Linked DNA regions of Homo sapiens: region 1 is linked to region 2. Evidence: chromatin loops called from intact Hi-C (ENCODE). Cell type or tissue: PC-9. All regions are shown on one strand.

Region 1 (8,000 bases), 180 kb before region 2:
TTCTGCTGCAGAGGAATAAGAGGACTAAAAAGGATTATAAAATGAAATTTTCCCTAAGTGCTGAGAAGTGGACAAGCTCAGAGCAGCTGAGTTCTACAAAGGCCAGTTTAATCAATAAAATGGTTTTTAAATCAATAAACAATTCTATATATCAAGTGGAAGGACCATGGGCTTTGATATGAGAGAGACAAGCTGTATTCACACTCTAAGAACAGAAGTTATTTACCAGTTACTGTATCAGTTGGCTTAGACCCGGCTTGCTGTGGGTAACAAATGTGAACCCCCAAAATCTAAGACGGGTCTCAGTTAATTTAGAAAGTTTATTTTGCCAAAGTTAAGGATATGCGCCTGTGACAGCCTCAGGAGGTCTTGACGACATGTGCCCAAGGTGGTCAGAGCACAGCTTGGTTTTGTACATTTTAGGGAGATATGAAACATCCATCAACATATGTAAGATGAACATTGGTTTGGTCTGGAAAGGTGGGACATCTCGAAGTTGGGAGGGGGCTTCCAGGTCTTAGGTAGATAAGAAACAAATGCTAGCATTCTTTTGAGCTTCTGATTACCCTTTCTAAAGGAGGCAATCAGATATACATTTATCTCAGTGAGCAGAGGGATGACTTGAATAGAAGGGAGTCAGGTTTGTCCTAAGCAGTTCCCAGCTTGACTTTTCCCTTTAGCTTAGTGATTTTGGGGCCCCAAGATTCATTTTCCTTTCACACAAATGACCATGAAATCTCAGTGGCTTGCCCCCACAAAGGTTAATTTTTACTCATGTTACATGCTGCTGCTCCTGTGAATTGGCTCTGGGATCCAGGCTAAAGGAGCAGCCTCTGTCCTTTCTTTCTTTTTTCCACCCTCAGTTCCCCTGTATGTGACTCACCTTCCTAGCATGCTAGTTGCTTCTTTGGCTTTCCAGCCCCTTCCTCTTCCTCTGCTGTAATAGCCTCTTCTCCCTTGAAGGGGAGGGGAGGGGAGGTTATCAAATGCCTTTTTGACTGACTTACTCAGGGAAGAAGGAAGGGAGGAAGGAATAGCCCAGGGAAAGAAGGAAGGAAAGGATGATGGTAAAACATTTATCACAAATTTTCATGAAGGGCTACATGATCCCAAGTAGTATGGTGCTTGGCAAAGCACAGGTGCTCAATACTGTTGATTGTCCCTCCCTTTTTCATCTTTCATTTACCTATTCTCTAAGTAGCCTGAATTTTCTTTTATTCTAGGTCCTGTGGATTGGGAATGTTAGTCTTAGCAGTGTGTTTATTAGGACAGAATCCTCTCAACAAAGCAAGCTGATGGTCTGTGGAGTTGATCATAGTCACTGAATCTGTAGCTGGATCTGCTGATGCTGGTGGTGCTTATGGAATACCTGGCTTGTGGAAGAAAATGTACCTTACACTCAATTTTGCTCTTGTGAGAAGGCACTCCATGACCAGTGCCAGAGACACTGGGTTTTAGCAGATAAAGCATTTACCTATAGGGTCACCAAAGGAGGAGATGGGAGGGAATCTTAAATCCATCTGTCTGAGGAGTTTGGGGCTACAGTCTTTAGGGTTTTGGAGTGGGCCCAAGTGTGGAGAGTGTTCACTGGTCGAAGAGCACAGGGTGAAGTCATGGGACAGGGAGATGAAGAAGCTGTGTTCTTATGCTCATCCCGTTCTTCTGTGAGGGTCTCCAAACTGGTCGCTGAAATTTGGATCTGAGAACATCTTAAGCAATCCTTAAACAAAAGCCTTATGATTCCGTCAGAGATCATCTCTATAGGAACAACAGGGATGCAAATCCATTTTTAAACAGTCTTATTGAAGTAGGATATTTCCCTGACCGCTTTGCAGGACTCGCAATAGGGGTGCCCCATTTACTCAGCCCACAGCTCTCAACTCCTTGCGGGAGGGAGCGCATGAGCAAATAAGGCAGGAACTGGAGTACACAACCACTGGAATCAGCTGGCCACTTCGTCACCAGCAGGAGTGAACTCCACTCATTCGGACTCACTGCTCTCCACCCCTTATGGGAGGGAGCACACAGGTGAGCAGGTGCAGGAGCCAGGTGAGCACTTTTGAGCACCAGCAGGAGCAAACTCCATGCATGCCCCCAAGGCAGTATCTGGTGGGGTTCCTGCAACCCCTGAAGCCCCAGAGGGAGTGTTACAGTGGTCTTTTAGCTCTGCCATTTGCAGACAGCTTAAGTGTTAGCAGCTCTGCAGAGCCTCCCTCTGCCTTTTCATGTGAGGGAGCTGTCTTCCACCAGTGAGGGCAAAGGGCCAGTGTGACAGCCTTTTGCATCTGCACTTGTGGCTCCTAGGCTCTTGTTTGGCATCCAGGAGAAATGAGTTTGGACGAAGGAATTGAAAGATGGTAAAAACAGGATTTTATCGCTGATAAAAGTGGCCCTCAGCAGGAAGGGGAGCTGAAAAGGGGATGGGGTGGGAAGGTAATCTTCCCCTGAAGTCCGGCTGTCTCTGGCCAGATTCTTCTCTGAAGTTATGCTGTCAAGCTGTCTCTCTGAAGTCAAGCCACTTCTCTCAGACGTTGAGCCATAGTCTCTGATGTCCAGCTGCTTCTCCTTTTTGCCGGCTGAGTCTGGGGTTTTTATAAGCACAGGATAGGGGGCAGGGCGGGCCATGGGTGGTTTTGGAAAAGGCAACATTTGAGCGGGAGAACAGGGATGTAAGTTCTCACTTTGGGCTGCAGTCTCAGGCTTTTTGGCTTGAGGATGGGACTTTGCCAGGGACCTGCCCCTGTCTGCCTAGAATTTCTCTGCCTCCTGTCTCCATCATTATAATCTTAATGTCAGAAATCCTATCTTTAGGAACAATGGGGATGCAAATGGTCAGGATCTAGTGACTTTTGGCAACAAGGAAGTGTGCTGAATTGTGGCCTGATTAGTTCTTTTTTTTTTTTTTTTTAAGACAGAGTCTCATTCTGTTGCCCAGGTAGGCTGGAGTGTAGTGGCACAATACTGGCTCAATGCAACCTCTGCCTCCTAGGTTCAAGTGATTCTCATGCCTCTGCCTCCTGAATAGCAAGGATTACAGACACATGCCACCAAGCCTGGCTAATTTTTGTATTTTTAGTAGAGACCAGGTTTTACCGTGTTGGCCAGGCTGGTCTCGAACTCCTGAACTCAAGCGATCCACCCACCTTGGCCTCCCAAAGTGCTGGGATTAGACGTGTGAGCTACCGTGCCTGTCTGATTAGTTCTTTTTTTTTTTGTAGATACGGAGTCTTGCTCTGTCGCCCCAGGCTGGAGTGCAGTGGCACGATCTCGGCTCACTGCAACCTCTGCCTCCCAGGTTCAAGCATTTCTCCTGCCTCAGCCTCCCGAGTAGCTGGGACTACAGGCACATGCTGCCATGCCCAGCTAATTTCTTTTGTATTTTAGCAGAGATGGGGTTTCACCGTGTTGCCTAGGCTGGTCTCGAACTCCTGAGCTCAGGCACTCTGCCGGCCTTGGCCTCCCAAAGTGCTAGGATTACAGGCGTGAGCCACCGCGCCCGGCTGATTCATTCTTAATTATAACTATATTTCTGTCCAGAACCCAGCATGCCATTCTTGTCAACCCTGTGGGGATGGTTTCAATTTGGTCATTTCGGGCAAAAAATGTGATTATCCCCACCACCCTGAGTCTGGAGATTAAGGTTTGCTAAGCAATTCTTAGAAGGCCATTCCTGGCAGCACTTAAACCCTGAGGAAGCAAAAAGAAACCTGAAACAAAATCCAGATGCCCTTCAGGAATATGTGCTTTGTTATGGAGGGCAGTGCTGCCAAAGAGAAATGACTTCTCAGATTTTCCATATATTGTCCCAAATAATCTTCTCAGAAAAATAAACTTGGTGCCACGTAGATTAATGTGCTGCAGAGTAAGAATGTTCAGGCAGCCCTGGAAATGGTGCTCCCCTGAGGTGGGAAGGACTGGCAAGCCCACTTTCCCTTGTTCTCCCAAACTCTCTACCAAAAGCCTGCCTGAGAGGGGGTGGGCAGAGGGGCCTGGGCAGCACAGTCAATGTCCAAGCTCATTTTGGGTCCCTGTTTGTGTGGCACCTCTGGACTGTCAGGTAGGGCCACCTGGGTTCAGGTATTTCTGAATCAGCATTCCTATAGAAGTTATCTAATTAGACACATTAGAAATCAACAGAAGGAGGGCTGGGTGCAGTGGCTTGTGCCCATAGTCCCATCCCTTTGGGAGGCCAAAGCCAGAGAATCACTTGAGGCCAGGAGTTCAAGACCAGCCTGGGCAACATAGCGAGACTCCATCTCTACAAAACACTTTTTAAAATTAGCCAGTTGTGGTAATGTGCACCTGTAGCCACAGCCACTCCAGAGGCTAAGGTGAGAGGATCGCTTGAGCCCAAGAGTTTGAGGCTGCAGTGAGCTATGATTGCACCACTGTATGCCAGCCTGGGCAACAGAGTGAGACAGCATCTCTAAACAAAAATAAAAAAGAAATCAACAGAAGACACTAGAGGGAGGGGTAGGGATGAGAGGATGGATAGGAGAGGGAGTAGGGAGGAAACTAACACTGATGGAATATCTGCTATGATCAGACACCCTATGTAACGATAATGATAATAGTAATAATAGTATCTTACATTATTGAGCCTTTACAGTGTTCCAGGCTCTGTTCTAGGTACTTTATGTTTATTATCTCATTTGCTCCTTCCAGCAACCTTGTGATGTGGGCAATATTATTTAGCTCCACTTATAGGAACCAAGACATTCGGTAACTTGCCCCAATAGACATAGCTTGAAAGGGGTGGGGGCAGGATATAAATGGACATTATGACTTCATTTACTACCCACAACAACCCTATGAAATAGATTTTTATCATCTCCATTACGCAGGTGAGGAAACTAAGGCCCTCAGACCAGCAACATCGCCATCATGTGGGAGCTTGTGAGAAAAGCAGAATCTTGGGCTGCACTTCAGACTTTCTGAGTCAGAATCTGTACATCCACCACTGGGCTAGGCCAGTGGGCTCCAGCGATTCTCCAACTGGAGTATGCATAAGAGTCCCTCAGAGACTATGTTAAAACCCAGATTTCTGGGTCCCAGCCTTAGAGATTCTGAATCAGTGGTTTTTAGCTAAAGTATTTTGGCCCTCTGTAGAATTGCTTTTACCAAAAGCAACTGATACCAAGTACTTTTTGGTATCGTATCATCTGCTGATGTTAACTGATGATACCAAGTACTTTTTGGTATCATATCATCTGCTGATGTTAACTGATGCTACAAGCAAAATTTTCATACCAGATTCGAGCAAGTGTCAAAGTTTTATTTGGCCCGGAGTTTACAAACTTTTTTGGAAAGGCCCAGATAGCAAATATTTTAGGTTTTTCAGACCATTTAGTCTGTGTCACAACTATTCCATTCTGCTACAAAAGCAGCCATAGATGATATGAAAACGACTGAGTGTGGCCGTTTTCCAATAAAACTCAATTAACTCCCCCTCATTTAACTCCTAAAATGAGTGAACCGTTGGTGGCAGCAATGAGACCTAGTTCAGAGTGTATTTGAGGAACAGGATTTAAATACTTGAAGAGAAAAGGATTCTCTAAAATAGCTAAGTTAGGTACAATATGCCTGGTTAACTTTCTTTAGGGCAATAAAACCATATACTTTTGGGTTAACTTTTTAAAAAAGATTTTATTTTTTTAGAGCAGTTTTAGGTTCACAGCAAAATGGGGTGGAAAATAGAGATTTCCCATATGGCCCCTGCCACACACATGCACAGCCTCCCCAACTATTAACATCCCCCACCAGAGTGGTGCATTTGTTACAGTTGATGAACCTACACTGACATGTCATCATCACCCAAAGTCCACAGTTTACATTGGAATTCACTCTTGGTGTTGTACATTCTCTGGGTTTGGGCAAATGTGTAGGGACATGTGTCCACCATTGTAGTATATCATACAGAGTAGTTTCACTGCCTTAAAAATCCTCCGTGCTTTGCTTTATTCATCCCTGCACCCTAACTCCTGGCAACACTAGTCTTCTTTTTTACTGTCTCCATAGTTTTGCCTTTTCTAGAATGTCATATAGTTGGAATCATTGTATGTAGTTGTGGAGGCTAACGCAACTCCATCTTGGATGCCAATCCGCCCTGTTGACTTCTTGATTAACCTCAATTTAGGGAAGGCTGCTATCTTCCATTTTATCTACTGTTCCTTGTGTAAGAGCTTGTACTTACTGTAAATCCTGCCCTTAGGTCAAAACTCCCTTGACCATAAATTCTGCTCTAGGCAGATTCACATAGCATCTTGCCTTTCCCTATAATTGTCCTACACATTCCTTCCCTATGACATGGAAGCCCTGGGTCTGTGGGGGTCATAGTGTGGGAATCCAACACCTTGTCTGGCAGCTGCCCAGGACATTGTGGCTTCTCTTCCTAAGTCCCTATTAAATGTTTTTGTTTGTTTGTTTGTTTGTTTTTTCCTGAGAAACCAAATGTGTCAGCCTCTTTCTTGGCCTCTTAGCTTCCGCAGACTTTAGGGGTAGATTTCCATAGACCTGCCCATTGCAGAACAGTAGTCTTTTCAGACTGGCTTCTCTCTTAGCAATATGCATTATTTAAGTTTCCTCCATATCTTTTCGGGCTTGATAGCTCATTTATTTTTAGTGCCAAATAATATTCCATTGCTTGGTTGTAGCATAGTTATTTATCTATTCACTTACCGAACAACATCTTGGTTGCTTCCAAGTTTGGACAATGATAAAATTAAAAAAAAAAAAAAAAGAAGCTTCTGCAAACACCCATGTGCAGGTTTTTCTGTGGACATATTTTCAACTCCTTTGGGTAAATACCAAGGAGTATGTTTGTTAGATCATATGGTAAGAGTATGTTTAGTTTTGTAAGAAACTGCCAAACTATCTTCCAAAGTAACTGTACCTTTTTTTCCTTTCTAACAGAAATGAATGTATAAACCAAAAATAAAATTCTAAGCCCCCCAACCATCTGATTGGACCCCTCCTCTCGACCAAGGGCATTCCAAAGTTAACCTGAAAAACTAGTTCAGGTCAACTTTCAGGCCATGATGGGAAGGAGGAGCTGGACCTGCCTCATTATGCCCTCCTCCATTTTGGAATTACTGATAGAATAGAGTCTTTAAGTCTGATAAGAAACCTTTACAATCTATTCTCTCTGAAGCCTGCTACCTGGAGGCTTCGCCTGCATGATAAAACTTTGGTCTCTACAACTGCCTATCTTAACCCAGACATTCCTTTCTATTGATTCCAGGTCTTTAGATAATAACTCTTTCAAACAATTGCCAGTCAGAAAACCTGTGAATCCAACTATGACCTGGAAGTCCCCACTTCCGGTTTTCCTGCCTTTCCAGACCTAACCAGTATACATCTTACATGTATTAATTGATGTCTTATATCTCCCTAAATTGTATAAAACCAACTTGTACCCTGACCACCTTGGACACATGTTCTCAGGATCTCCTGAGGGCTGTGTCACGGGTCATTGGTCTCTCATATTTAGCTCAAAGTAAATCTCTTCAAAGATTTTTTTAGAATTTGACTCTTTTCATTGACAAATGAGAGCTCTGGTTGCTCCACTTCCTCACCTGCATTTGTTATTGTCAGTGTTCTGGAATTTGGCCATTGTAATAGGTATATAGTGGTATCTTGTTTGGGGTTAATTTACTTATTTAAAAAGGCTATAAAATCCTAACACTTTTTCAGTTTCAGCAAGGTAATCTCTTTTTAGAGGGCTATGCTTCTATGAATTGTGTGCTATTAATTTAAAAAATGTGACAACAAACTTGCATTCCCCCCGAATATCAAATGAGAGTTCCCTTTAACAATGTCCTGCTTTTATTCAAGCAGTCATGTTATTTTCTAATACTAGAAAATGTGACTGGGCACAATGGCTCACGCCTGTAATCCCACCACTTTGGGAAGCCAAGGCAGGTGGATCACGAAGTCAGGAGTTTGAGACCAGCCTGGCTAACATGGCAAAACCCTATCTCTACTAAATACTAAAATTAGCC
Region 2 (8,000 bases):
TTACACACACACACACACTTACACACTTTTTTTTTTTTTTTAAATAAAGACGGGGTTTTGCCATGTTGCCCAGGCTGGTCTCAAACTCCTGGCCTCAAGCGATCCGCCCAGCTCGGCCTCCCAAAGTGCTGGGATTACAGGACAGCCACAATGCTTGGCCTGTAAAACATACTTAAAATTTTGAAAGTAGACTGAAGGATGTTCCTTTTGCTTTTATTTCCAACACATTTTTAATGATTCTAACAAATCTATGGTTCTTAAAATTTTTAAAGCATTCCATCTTTTCCACCCTTTTTCTAATTAGTGATAAAATTTTATAGTGGTGGTGAATTACTGTAGGATGTTACTTGAGACCAGCATGGAGATAAAGCACAAGAGTTCTTAACCTGGGTGTCATAGATAGGATTCAAAGGGTTTGTAAACAACCTGGATTGGTATATAAACTTTCTGTAGATATTACAATTTCTGAGCACTGTTTTCATCAGATTTTTAGAGGTCCAAGACCCAAAGTAGATTAAGAACTATTAGGACAGACGAAATCAATAAGAAATGATTAAATTAACCCATTTATGCTGGAGGTTATAAGGTTTTTTTGTGAAAAATCGGACCTTGGCGATGACCTTGAGCAGCAGGATACAAATAACTCCCACAAGCTTAGCGTTCCAATAATGGTACACTAGGCATAAATGGGTTAATAAAATAAATCATGGCTAAACTACCTAAATATCTTTGCTTTACATCCACCTTACCCTATGGATACAATGATTCCTCAAAATTCTGTGTTTTGACCAAGCTATTAATACTTGTTGGCTGAGGCTATCCAGACAGAATGCCAAACCAACAATCTGCACAGAGAGAAGGATAAACAGGGAAATTAGAGAGGGAATTAAGAAATGCGAAAGACACTGCTCTAATGTTATTAGTTGATAGACAAATCAGAGATATTTAAAGCATAAATGTAGGCACATCTTACATATCCTTGAAGAATAAAGAAAATATAATTAAAATCTACAAATAACCCAAAAGCTAATTTTTTTTAAAACTAAAAATTTTTAGTTCTTCCCTCATCTGACCTTTTAGTAGAATAGCCAATTAACAGCATGATACAATCCTTTGGCTTTCCAGGTTACAATTTATTACTTCTTTACCCATCTCGTCATGTCTATTATAAGCCACTCTAGTCTAGCCAAACATTCCTTCCTGCCTCTACACTTTTGCCCATAAAGTCTTCTCCGAGGTAATTAAAAAATAGACTGTTTTTTGAATAAACATGCAAGCATATACAGATGCAAAACAATGCTAGTCTCATATGAATGGGTTTGGTGGAGGGGCAAAAAGGAATAGTCATTAAGAATATAAGCTTTGAGGGCAGTGAGGGGAAAGTATTAGGAGAAATACCTAATGCAGATGACCAGTTGATGGGTGCAGCAAACCACCATGGCACGTGTATACCTATGTAACAAACCTGCATGTTCTGCACATGTATCCCAGAACTTAAAGTATATATTAAAAAAAAAAGAATGTTGTTAAAAAAAAAAAGAATATAAGCTTTGAAGTATCTCTGATCTTGACTTTCAATATGCTTCACCACTTAATAGCTATTTGTAACTTTGGGTATGTTACTTAAGTCTTTGTTGCCTAGTCTGAAAACTGAGATCTATAATGATTTTGCCACAGGGCTGTTGAAGGATTAACAGATAATATACATGTAAAACATACAGCACAGTGTGACATACACAGTAAGCAGCAGTAAGTGAAGCCTATTACATATATCTTCAATAAGTGTTTCTTGGGCACCATAAATGCCAGATACTCTTTAGGTTATCTAGCAATGAACTATAAGGGTGAGAGATCTACTCTAGAGAACTCAGAAGAACTAAAACTACTTTTTTCTAGATTGCCTTGAGAGTTAGTTCAGAAGTCACAAATGAAAAAGTCTTACTATTTTATTCTTTTGTCTCTGACTCAAAATCTTTACTATGCTTGGCTCCAAATGACTATTTTAATAACCAAAACGAATACAGGAATACAGTTTTTTAAGAATTTTCAAAGGTATTTTATAATTTGGCATTTTCCTATTCATCCAACCAGGTCTGCCAATTGAACTAATAGAACTCTGGAAGACAAAGAATCTTGTCACTGAGATACCCAAAACAATGTACTATAGTACTTATTATATACTCAAAAAATCTTTGTTGAGTAGGAGAATAAGTAAATGAATAACATTCATTTAGCATAAACTTGAATGTTTTTAAGAACTCTATCATACTGACCAGACAACTTTAAATCATTTTTACAAGCTGCTTGGCCTTGTACTCTAATTTTAGTATTTCTTATAAATGTCTAAGAAAATAATTTTTTTACAAATAAAGAATGATTCTCATATTTTACTATGTATTAAGTTATAAAACTGGGATACAGTCATGGAAATACACAATGTAAATGAAATAGAGTAAAAGGTCCCCTCTTGTCCCCTTATTCCTTTTCAAATCCAGAAACCATCATGTTTAATCATAAAACCATTATGTTTATCTTTCCAGAAGTTTATTATGCACACAGAAATACCAGCCTCCCCTAATACACACCATTTTCTTTAAACACAACATCTTACTAGACATATATATTCAGCAAAAATTTACTGAAATCCAACAATGTAGTATATCTTGTTCTAGGCTGATATAGGTGAACAAGATAAGCAGAACCCATCCTCTTGCAGATGATACATTCTAATGGAAGAGTGGCAATAAACAGATAAATAGGTATGTAACATAAATTAGGAAGTGTGGTTACACTGGTGGTCCCCAGTGAATCACACCTCTTGGTATTACATATTGTGTAGTCCTCAATACTAACTCTGGGCTTGGCCATGTGACTTGGTTTTCATAAGCACTTAGATACTGGGCCCTGTGACTCTTGGAAAGTTCCCTCCTGGGTTCCTGAGCTACCATGTAAAAAAGGTCCAGATACTCTGCTGAAGATGCCACAGAGATGGGGAGAGAGAGCTGCCTGACCAGCCCATTGCAGGTTTCCAGCTCTAGTTGACTCTATACGTCTTTAAGTAGGTGAGTGACTCTAGGCAAGACCAGTGCAAAGACTGCCCAGTTGAGCTCTGCCCAGAGAGCAGAAATGGAGCAAATAAATGTTTGCTGATTTGACGCACTAAGTTTTGAGTTGGTTTGTTACACAACAATAGATAACTGAATCAGGAATTGAAAAGTATGATGGATTTTTTCACTCATACAATTTTCCACAGCAGTATACAGACCTACTCATTCATTATAACATATTGTAAGCAGACACGGAAGGTCTCCAGGGACTATAAGAATTTAATAAACATGAACTGTGAGCTTGCTTTATACCCTCCTGCCTTGCAACCTGTTTTTTCCCAAACCCTGTATGTTATGTGGTCATCTAGTCAGTTGGAATCAGCTACTGACAGACCTCAGCAACTTACACATGAACCCAAGTGAACTTTCCGCCTCACCATGCTATAAAGTCTCCACCCCAGGAGGAGCTATAGCATCATTATCATTACATGCAACCTGTGTGCTGGCATAATGACTGACTGTGTCTGCGCCACTGGGGCCCCTCCTCTACATGTGATGACGTATCCTCTCCCTTCTCCACTGATCCATGAAACCTTCCTGTCACTTTCCCTCAGGGAGACACTGCTTTGGAGAATACTCTCAGTGATCTCTTTCCTTGTGATAGGTAATAAAACTTCTATTGGTCAAAACCTGTGTTTTTGTGGACACTTGTTTGTTGCTTGCTAGGTGAACAAACCCCTTGTTGTTTTTTTTTTGGGGGGGGGGCGGGGGGCAATATTTCTATATTTATCAGCAATCTTCTTTTTCCACAGACTACTTTTTTTTTGAGACGGAGTCTTGCTCTGTTGCCCAGGCTGTAGTGCAATGGCACGATCTTGGCTCACTGCAACCTCCACCTCCCAGGTTCAAGCGATTCTCCTGCCTCAGCCTCCCAAGTAGCTGGGATTACAGGCACCTGCCACCATGCCCGGCTAATTTTTGTATTTTTAGTAAAGACGGGGTTTCACCATGTTTGTCAGGCTGGTCTCAAACTCCTGACCTCGTGATCTGCCCACCTCGGCCTCCCAAAGTGCTGGGATTACAGGCATGAGCCACCACGCCTGGCCTCCACAGACTATTTATTGATGTCCTTTACCTGTTTTTCAATTGGGTTGTTTGAATTTCTTCCACTGATTTGTAATAGTCGTTTGTATGCCAAGGAAATGAGCCCTTTGCCATAACATGTAACACAGATACTTTCTCTTTTTTCAAATAAAAAAATTTGTTTTGCTACACTAGAGTTTTACATTTTTAAGTAGAAGAATTATTATATCAATATGTTTTCCTTTATAGCTTCTGGGTTTCATTTTATATTACTGAGAAAAGAAAAACAGCTCAGAGCAGTCTGAGCTATGTGAGGCATGTAAAATTTATCAGGCCCAGAGAGACGTGAGTATGGGACTTCAGTCACACCCTATGCACCCATGCCCAGGGGCAATTGTTTAAAGATATTTTGTTCCTGACTAACTGACTCACCCATTATCTTCATTTTCCTGGAATTTGTGATACAAGGAATAATGTATACCCAATCAATAGCTTGTTATATTAATGTAATTTCTTGGAAACAATTTAGGAATTGCTTCCTTTCATTTCAAAACCTACTTGTAACTGCTGCTAATTGGAGTCTACATTCAGGGCAACTTGAATCCATGCTCCTGGTTTACAATCCTCGACCCTGGCCCAAATAAGCTCTACTTCCATGAATTTTGCCTCAGCTTCTTCCTTTTAGGTCAGCACTATAAAGGACTTTATATTACATGATTATTTTAAAAAAAAAACTTACCTAAATGTTTTTAGTATATTTAGAGTTTCTTTCCTTTTAAAATCATATTTACATCTCTGCTAAATCCAGAAGTTTTATTTGTATAGAAAATGAGTTATAGATTTGGCTTTAATGTTAGGAAACATTAGCTCATTGTCTAAATTGCCAAAATGTCATCTCTATTATATTCTCCCACAGTGCTTAGCAATGTAGTACAGTTAAGCAAGAAATGTTCATACTTATTGGATCAAATCCTATCATGTACTAGTTGTGCTGCAGAATTCTATAAATTACTAATAATTTCTGTAACAAAATCATTCACTATATAAAGTTGAGAAAAAGAAATAAAACTAAGAAAACCAAACATGATATACACATAAAACTGATATTAAGTACAAATGAAGATAAACAGACCTATTTTAAGTTAAAATATCCAGGGAAATAGCAGGAGGTGAAATTTATTCATTTATGTAAAAATCTTTTCTTAAACAGCTACCGTGTGGCACACACTCTTGCAGGTACTGTGGACACCAAAAGAAGAAAAATAAATCACAGTCCAAGGCATCAAGGAGTTCCCAGTCTAGGAAGAAAACAGACAAGTACTCAGCCAATTAACTTATAGTGTAACAAGTGGTATAACAGGAATATGAGCAATGCATTATAAGCATCCACTCAACCTAGGATGATCAGGGAAGATTCCTGCAAGAAATGATAAACTACACAGAATTCAGCGAGACAAGCAGAAGTCTGCAAGATAAAGACAGGAAAAGGAAACTTCAAGGAGAGGGCACATATAATGTGTACGAAGTCATGAGGGTGAAAGAGAACATGAGCAATCTGAAAAATAGGAAGTAGTGTGGCATAGCTAACATTTAAACTAGTTTGAGAAATGTGATGGAAAAAGATAAGACTGGAAAGATAAACAGGGGCTGAATCATAAGGATCCTTAACTAGTAGGCTAAAGAGTTCAACTGTTAACCTTCAGGCAACACTATTAAACAGGAAAGGGTCATATCCAAATTTCATCTTTACCCCCACTTATTTTGAAAAATTTTAAACCTATAGAAAAAAATGCAAGAATAGTTCAATTAGCACCCATGTAAACTTCACCTACATTCACCAATTAACGTGTTGCCACTTTTGCTCACTCTCACTCTTTTTGGTAAATGGTTTTAGAGTACCTGGGTGGTGTAAGGTTTGATCATTTTGTTAAGGTAGTATCTGTCAGATGTCTCTATGAGAAAGGCACAGTTTCCCTTCAATAGTGATAATCAACATGGTGATACTTCGGGGCTTTGTGAATATTCTTGTCCCTGGCAATCCTTTACACAATGGTTTCCGCAATTACTAAATCAATTATTACTATGGGGACTGTAAAATGGTGATTTTAAAACATCATTCTTTCTACATGTATTAGTCACCATTCTTCTCCAAGAAGAGCCTTTCACTGGATGTGGTACCTCATGCCTGTAATCTCAGCCCACTGGAAGGCTGAGGCAGGAGGATCACTTGAGGCCAAGAGTTTGAGACCAGCTTGGGAGAGGAGAGGAGAGGAGAGGAGAGAAGAGGAGAGGAGAGGGAGAGGAGAGGAGAGGGAGAGGAGAGGAGAGGGAGAGGAGAGGGAGAGGAGAGGGAGAGGGGAGGGGAGGGGAGGGGAGGGGAGAGGGGAGGGGAGAGGGGAGGGGAGAGGGGAGGGGAGAGGGGAGGGGAGAGGGGAGGGGAGGGGAGAGGGGAAGGGAGAGGGGAGGGGAGAGGGGAGGGGAGGAGAGGGGAGGAGAGGAGAGGGGAGGGGAGGAGAGGGGAGGGGAGGAGAGGGGAGGGGAGAAGGGGAGGGGAGGGGAAGGGAGGGGAGAGGGGAGGGGAGGAGAGGGGAGGGGAGGAGAGGGGAGGGGAGGAGAGGGGAGGGGAGGGGAAGGGAGGGGAGAAGGGGAGGGGAGGGGAGGGGAGGGGAGGGGAGGGGAGGGAAGGGGAGGGAAGGGAAGGGAAGGGAAGGGAAGGGAAGGGAAGGTAAGGGAAGGGAAGGGAAGGGAAGGGAAGGGAAGGGAAGAGAAGAGAGGGAAAATGGAAAATGGAAAAGGAAAGAAAAGAAAAAGCCAAGCATGCTGGTGCAAGCCTGTAGTCTCAGCTACTTAGGAGGCTGGGAGAGTGGGATTACTTGAGTCCGGGAGTTTGAGGCTGCAGTGAGTTATGATCACGCCACTGCACTCCAGCCTGAGTGACAGAGTGAGATCTCATCTCTAAAACAAACACAAGCCCCCTCTTTCAATTTTAATTTTTTTTTAGTCTCAATATGGACTCATGGATTCTTTTAAAAATCAATATTATAATCAATTTCTGTAACTATTAACATTTTTATTGAAGTGAAATTCATATAACATAAAATTAACCATATTAAAGTGTAACCTTCAGTGGCATTTGGTACATTCACAATGTTGTGCAATCATCACCTCCATGTATACTTCCAAAACATTTTCATTACTCATAAGAAATTCCTATGCCTATTAAGCAGTCACTCTACATTCTACCCTATTCCGAGCCCCTGGTAATCACCAATCTGCTTTCTATCTCTATGTATTTACCTATTTTGGATGTTTAATATAAACAAAATCATACAATAGTGATCTTTTGTGACCTGGCTTCTTTTCACTCAGTACAGTGTTTTTAAGGTTTAATCAAGTTGTAGCATGCATCAGCACTTTTTTTTTTTTTTTTTTTTTTTTTTGAGACCGAGTCTCGTTCTGTCGCCCAGGCTGGAGTGCAGTGGCACAATCTCGGGTCACTGCAACCTCCGCCTCCTGGGTTCAAGCGATTCTCTTGCTTCAGCCTCCCGAGTAGCTGGGACCACTGGCATATGCCACCACACCTGGCTAATTTTTATATTTTTAATGGAGATGGGGTTTCACCATGTTGGCCAGGCTGGTCTCGAACTCCTGACTTCAGGTGATCCGCCCACCTTGGCCTTCCAAAGTGCTGGGATTACAGGCATGAGCCACCAGCCCCGCCTCAGCATTTCCTTTTTATGGCTAAATAACATTCCATTGTATGAATATATCACAATTTGTTTATCCATTCAAATGATGACAGACATTTAGGCTATTTCCACCTTCTGGCTATTTAGAATAGTGCTGCTATAAACATTCATGTACAAAAGT

What was found. Hi-C counts contacts between places; a loop is a spot of excess contacts. Peaks named below come from ENCODE experiments on the same cell type or tissue, not always from the same donor. Only the 100,000 strongest peaks of a DNase experiment are listed, where the experiment ranks them.
Region 1: a loop joins it to region 2, with 11 times the contacts of the local background. A loop is called at or near these places in 1 of 110 quality-filtered maps.

What each region holds. Positions count from the first base shown.
Region 1 is chr13:49,237,111-49,245,110 of GRCh38, reverse strand. The region is part of intron 1 of LOC105370203 (a long non-coding RNA gene); the gene reads left to right. Among named protein-coding and RNA genes, the nearest start is that of CDADC1, 6.8 kb to the left of the region's middle. In PC-9, CTCF peaks have their summits at 4,670 and 4,870; a DNase peak (open chromatin) is centred at 6,290; H3K27me3 peaks cover 4,496 bases.
Region 2 is chr13:49,060,214-49,068,213 of GRCh38, reverse strand. The region is part of intron 2 of FNDC3A (fibronectin type III domain containing 3A); the gene reads right to left. Among named protein-coding and RNA genes, the nearest start is that of FNDC3A, 88 kb to the right of the region's middle. In PC-9, no CTCF peak of the experiment used is centred here; DNase peaks (open chromatin) are centred at 4,513 and 5,693; H3K27ac peaks cover 2,400 bases.